Regions from separate parts of the Homo sapiens genome. Here region 1 is linked to region 2. A link is a loop called in an ENCODE intact Hi-C map of the cell type or tissue named here. Cell type or tissue: Calu3. All regions are shown on one strand. Links, peaks and the distances in the headings refer to the core of each region. The heading gives the core; the rest is flanking DNA.

What was found. A loop is a pair of places that touch in the nucleus more often than their neighbours do. Peaks named below come from ENCODE experiments on the same cell type or tissue, not always from the same donor. Only the 100,000 strongest peaks of a DNase experiment are listed, where the experiment ranks them.
Region 1: a loop joins it to region 2, with 2.6 times the contacts of the local background. A loop is called at or near these places in 2 of 110 quality-filtered maps.

Annotation. Positions count from the first base shown.
Region 1 is chr12:87,660,770-87,663,695 of GRCh38, reverse strand. The region is part of intron 1 of LOC105369881 (a long non-coding RNA gene); the gene reads left to right. Among named protein-coding and RNA genes, the nearest start is that of LINC02258, 110 kb to the left of the region's middle. In Calu3, for the core only: no CTCF peak of the experiment used is centred there; no DNase peak of the experiment used is centred there.
Region 2 is chr12:87,438,619-87,441,544 of GRCh38, reverse strand. LOC105369880 (a long non-coding RNA gene) reads right to left here. Exons shown (of 3, transcript XR_945160.2): 3 at 944-1,236. Among named protein-coding and RNA genes, the nearest start is that of LINC02258, 330 kb to the left of the region's middle. In Calu3, for the core only: no CTCF peak of the experiment used is centred there; a DNase peak (open chromatin) is centred at 1,164.

The DNA.
Region 1 (2,926 bases), core at 97-2,596, 220 kb before region 2:
GTGGTAGTTTACACCAGGCACAAAGTATTTCAAGACATATAATCAATATAAAATTATTACTGAGAAATATGACTCTCATAATTTATATTAAGTCTTTGAAATCTTATGTGCATTTTTCCCCGTAACGCATCGTAGTTTGGACTAGCACATTTCAAGTGCTTGAGAACCACAAGTAGCAAGTGGTCACTGTATTGGACAGTTTGTGATGAAATCAACATGTTAGATTCTTCATGACAATCATTTCTTATTTCAGAAGTCTGCAGGTATTATACTATTTTGGCTGTGAAAATGCACCTTTAAACAAACTTACAGTGTAGATATAACACAGTGCTTTTATTACATCTTCTATGGAAGATGAAGATGGATCAGATATACATACATTAGACAAAAAAGCAACACATGAAACAGTAACAGCATAAAAGTAAGTAACTGTCCACATTTAGCCATGCTAATTTCATCTGTAAATTTAGGATTATATTATTTTTATTTCATCTTTTTACCCAGCTTTTGAAAATTATTTTAAAGAGATTTTGCATATCTTTCCATGTGTTGTCCTTGTTTTTGTTGTATAAATATTTTGGATGATGTTTTGCATTATTTGGTGTATATTTCTATTTGAATCTGGGTTTTTGTATTTGGAGAAGTAGGGAAGGCTACAAATTTCTGAAGGGCAGATGACAATGGCTTGCAAACCTTGCTCACTACACACCAAATCAGTTAAACCATAGCAAATGGATCAGAATGTAATAAATGGATTAGTTCTCATAAAGAATATTTTGAAAAGTATTGCTTCTATTTTTTAAACTTTCATAATTTCCTTAATTTTTCATAACTCAAAATTGTTGGCAAATAAATATATTGGAAAACATTCAGAGTTCAGTGCCAGGCTCTAGCTCCATCTTATTTCTAATATCACTCTTCTCCCTAAAGCTGGAGGCCTTTGGCACCTACTTAAGATCCAGATTTTATCCTGTTGAAAGCAACAATACTTATTTAAACCAGGAGATCCTCATGGCTTTACCTCTGATCCTCTGTTTCAGGAATTTTGTTTGGTTTTCTAGACCAACACTGACTTCTGCATTTTGTAAGGCTGTGAATTATACTAGTAAAGACTGGAGACTTCAATCACCAATGATATAGCGGCTGTCATGAAAATGTATTGACATGTTTTTATTTTTATGGGTCTATAGGTTAACCTAATTTTCATTTATGCTATAGTTACTCCAATGTAAAATTTCAATAAAGTGAAGAGATCTCATTTCCTTCTATCCACAATGTTCTATTATTTTTCTAACTTTAAAGTATTCACATATACAAACAAGATTAGCTAAATGTTTATCCAGTCCTCTTCATCCTGTGATCTACAGTTTCAAAGTTCTGTTTTCCCTGTCCTCCACATGTGTTTTTCTACTCATACATTGTGAGTATTAGAGAGTGAGGTGTGAGTAGGAGTAGAGGTGTTTCTATTCTCCTTTTATATAACACTGTATATACTAGTCCCTCTTTATTTTCAGTTTCACTTTCTGCAGTTTCGGCTACCCAAGGTCATCCACAGTCCAAAGATATTAAATGAAAAATTACAGAAATAATTTATAAGTTTTAAATTGTGTGTTGTTCTGAGAGTAGCATGATGAAATCTCGTGCTGTTCCACTCCATCCCACCCAGGATATAAATCATCCCATTGTCCACTGTATTCATGTTATCTGCGTTACCTGCCTGTGAGTCCCTTGGTAGCCATCTCAGTTATCTTATTGACTGTGGCAGTATTACAGCGTTTGTGTTCAAGGAACCCTTATTTAACTTAATGGCCATAAAGCATAAGAGTAGTGAAGCTGGCAGCTTGGATATGCCAAAGAGTAGATATAAAGTGCTTCCTTTAAGTGAAAAGGTGAACGTTTTTGATTTAAAAAGGAAAAATATAGTGTAAATGGTGTTCAGTACTGTCTGAAGTTTCAGGCAGTCACTGGAGATCTAGGAATCTATCCCCCATGGATAAGAGGGGGCTACTATAATACACTGTGAGGAAGATATTACTGTTTCAAGTTTACACTTAGGAAAACTGATTGAGAGTTTAGTAACTTGCTGAAGATATCACAAGTAGTAAATGTGTGACTCTGACCACTTCTCACCATCTCTATCACTCTCATCCTTACAATGCTCTTTATGGCCCCTCACAACCTCTCTAATTTTAAGTCCCACCACTCTCAAGTTGTTAGAAGATATCCTGAGATTTTTTGTGGCCTGAGATTTCCACTAACATGAAGACACAGAATCAAGAAATGTACAAAGACTTGTACTTGGTAGCAGAGTTTGCTATTTATCTATGGTTACCTAATATATTATCTGAAAACAGAATGACAGTATAATTGATTATTTGTCACAGTTTCTGTGGGTAAGGATTAATGAGCAGCTTGCTGGGATGTTTTGGCTATGGGCCTCATGAGATTCCTGTAGTAGTAATGTCATAAGTTGGCTAGGGTTGCAGCCATTTGAGGATCTACTGAGCCTCCAGGCAGGATCATTCACGTGGATGGCAAGTTGAAGCTGGCTATTGTCAAGAGGTGTAAGTTTTCCTCTAGGTGGTTCTCTCCAGAAGACTGCTTTAGTACTCTCACAATATAGTGGCAGGCTTCTCTCAAAGTGTTATCCACAGGCCAGTGTGGGAGGTGTTGTGTCTTTTATGAGCTGCCTTGAAACTTCCGCATGGGAATTTCTGTAGTATTCTTTTGATGATGCAAATATTCCCTGATTCATTATGGGTGGGCATAAATGCTGGGAGGCTAGAAGTATTTGGGGTCATCTTTATGGCTAGCTACCACACCTAATTTGAGTCTTAGATAAAACTGTATGAAGCTTTATCTGAACTGTTTTTGTTCATCCACTTTGGGTTGATTCTTATGTCATTTTCAAACACAAAATCTTAAT
Region 2 (2,926 bases), core at 122-2,621:
TCTTTTGTTCAATCACATATCTGCACAGTTGCCCCTGCTTCATAAAACCCAAAGTGTAAAAACTGAACAGTTTTCCCTGTATCTTTTGGGTCACTATTCTGAAGACTTTCATATCTTAGAAAGCTATTATCAAATAAATCTGCTATTCTTTTCTCTTGTTAACTGATCTTTTGTTAGAGAAGTGTTGACTGTCACCCTTTATGATAAAAGACATACCCCCTTTCCATTCCTACAAGGTCAAGATTTCTACATTTTATAGTACTCTTACCCTGTGGAAAAGAAAAGCATTTTATGTTTTCCTTTATCCTAGTTTAGGGATTATTTTTCAATATGTTGAAGAGCTACCTTGCAAACCTTCTCTGAATAGGGTCCCTTCTTTTACAGCAATGTCTACATTTTTCCTCCCAACCACCCTCTCTGTCCATTTCACAGTACACAGTGGCCTGAACACATGGGGGTGGGTAGGACAACCATTCCTAACATTTCTTGAGTTTTCCTGTGGCAAACTTCCTAAGGCAGCACCAAGGCCTTCTAGATCAAGGAATTTTTATATTATGTATTTAAATTTCTTAGAACACAAAAGCTATGTATAGTCCTTAATATTCTTTCATATCAAATATTCTTTCCTGAGTTTCCTCTGTTATATTAATGATGCTGCTAAGGTATAAAAGTAAGATAAGCTATGAACTGTAGAAGAAAAAGTACTTCTGATATTCTCTGACTAATATAAGGGGATATCATTGATTGATATGGGAAATAGGTTTGGAGGTGTAATTAGTTGTTTTAGGATGCAAATATCTGATTAGAGAGAAATATTCCACAGAGCATTCACCTTCCAATCTTCATAATGCCTATCAGCATATCCAGTTTGTCACCAAAATGTTACAGCCCAAGGAGTTTTTATTGCTCCCTGCACAAATAAAGCCAATTCATTGAGACAGTGTTTCATATAAGAGAAGGAGTTTAATTATTTCAAGGGGAGTGGAAGGATGGGAGATTTTTTTCAATTCTGCCTCTCTGAGAGCTTGGAGGCTAGGGTTTTTAAGGATAATTTGGAGGGCAGGGGGCTAGATGACAGGTGCTGCTGATTGGTTGGAGATGAAATTATAGGAATATCCAAACTGTCTTCATGTGCTGAGTCAGTTTCTGGGTGAGGTCACAGGACCAGTTGAGTGAGTTCCTTGGTATGAGTCACAAGTCTGGCTGGAGTCAGTTCATTTACCCAAATGAAAAAGCCTGAAAAATATCTCAAAGATCAGTCTTAGGTTTTGAAAATAGTGATGTTATCTATAGAAGCAATTAAGGAAACGATTAATCTTGTACCCACGGCTACATGAGTCTTGGGCAATAATAGAAAAGCAAGCTAGGGAACAATAGCTGGTTATTGTTTAACTATGCCTACATCTTAGTAGAATTGAGGCTTCTCCCATAATCTTAACCTTTGGCCTTTTGTCAGAGGCATTCCAACTAGAGATACTCCATCTTGAATGAGGGCTAGAAAATATAAGGCTGGGATTTGCTGGGCTGGGTTCCCAGGAGACTAGGCATTCCCAGCCTCTAGATGTTTATGGTTAAGGGAACTGAGCAATAATGTTTACTAAACAGACCCAGTCCCAGGAAAGTCCTGATACCCCAATATCTTGAGAACAAAAACATTCCTAATTTTGCTTTAAAGATAATATCAATTTTTGCAAAACATAGTAATTATAAAGTTAATCCTTTATCACAAACCCTTGTAGTAGAGCACATCTCCCTATGATATTTTTTTGTTATCCTATATATAAACAAGCATTGTACCTAGGGTGGGCACGTTCCTCCTCTTTTGAGAAAGCCCTGCTCTATCTATGGAGTAGCTAATCTTTCACCCTTCTACTTTCTTAATAAACTTGCTTTTGCTTTGCACTGTGGATCCACCCAGAATTCCTTCTTGAATGAGATTCAAGAATGCTCTCTTGGGGTCTGGATCAGGACCCCTTTCCAATAACACTTTCATTAGTCTTACAGAGGTGGTTTTAGTCCACAAGCAAAAAGGAAGTTAGTTTCAGGAAGGTATTACTATCATTAGTCTTTTAAAGTTAACAAAAGCAGTTAACTGGTGAGGTTAGAAGCAAGATGGAGTTAGCGATGTTAAATCTCTATCACAGTCATGATTTTTGTAAAAGTGATTTCAAAAGTGCACCTCAAACTCTAAAATTAAAACGATGCTTCTATGCTCTAGAAGAGGGATCAGTAGTCTATAGTCTGAGGACCAAACCCATGCTACCAACTGTTCTTATACGTGAAATTTTATTGAAATGCAGCCATATCTATTTACTTATGTTTTTTCTATGGCTGCTTTTTGCCTACATTGGCAGAGTTGGGTAGTTGCACCAAAGACCATTTTACTTGCAAAGCCTAAAATACTTTCTGGCTTTTCACAGAAAAGTTTGCTGACTCTTGCTCTAAACAAGGGTGTTCAATCTTCTGGCTTCCCTGAAGAAAAAATTGTCTTGGGCCACACATAAAATACACTAACACTAACAATAGCTGATGAGCTGAAAAAAATAAAAAATAAAAATAAAGGCAGTGGTGCATAATGTTTTAAGAAAGTTTACAAATTTGTGTTGGGCTATATTCAAAGCCATCCTGGGCTACATGCAGCCCACAGGCCATGGGTTGGACAAGCTTTCTCTAAACAAACTAGAGCCAGGTTATAGAGGTTATATATGTCTATTATTATTTATTCACATTGAACACTTTGCTTGAAATTTTTCTGCATTTTTCTTTGAATAAATCATTTAAGTTTAGTTGCTGAAATTCTACTTATCTTTTAAGATGTTACTCATGCTTTATTTCTTTTAGAAAGTTGTTCTTAGTACGTTTTTCTTAGGTATAACTGACCAACAACTGAGTTTGCTAAATATATCCCTCTATAGTTTTCTCAAGA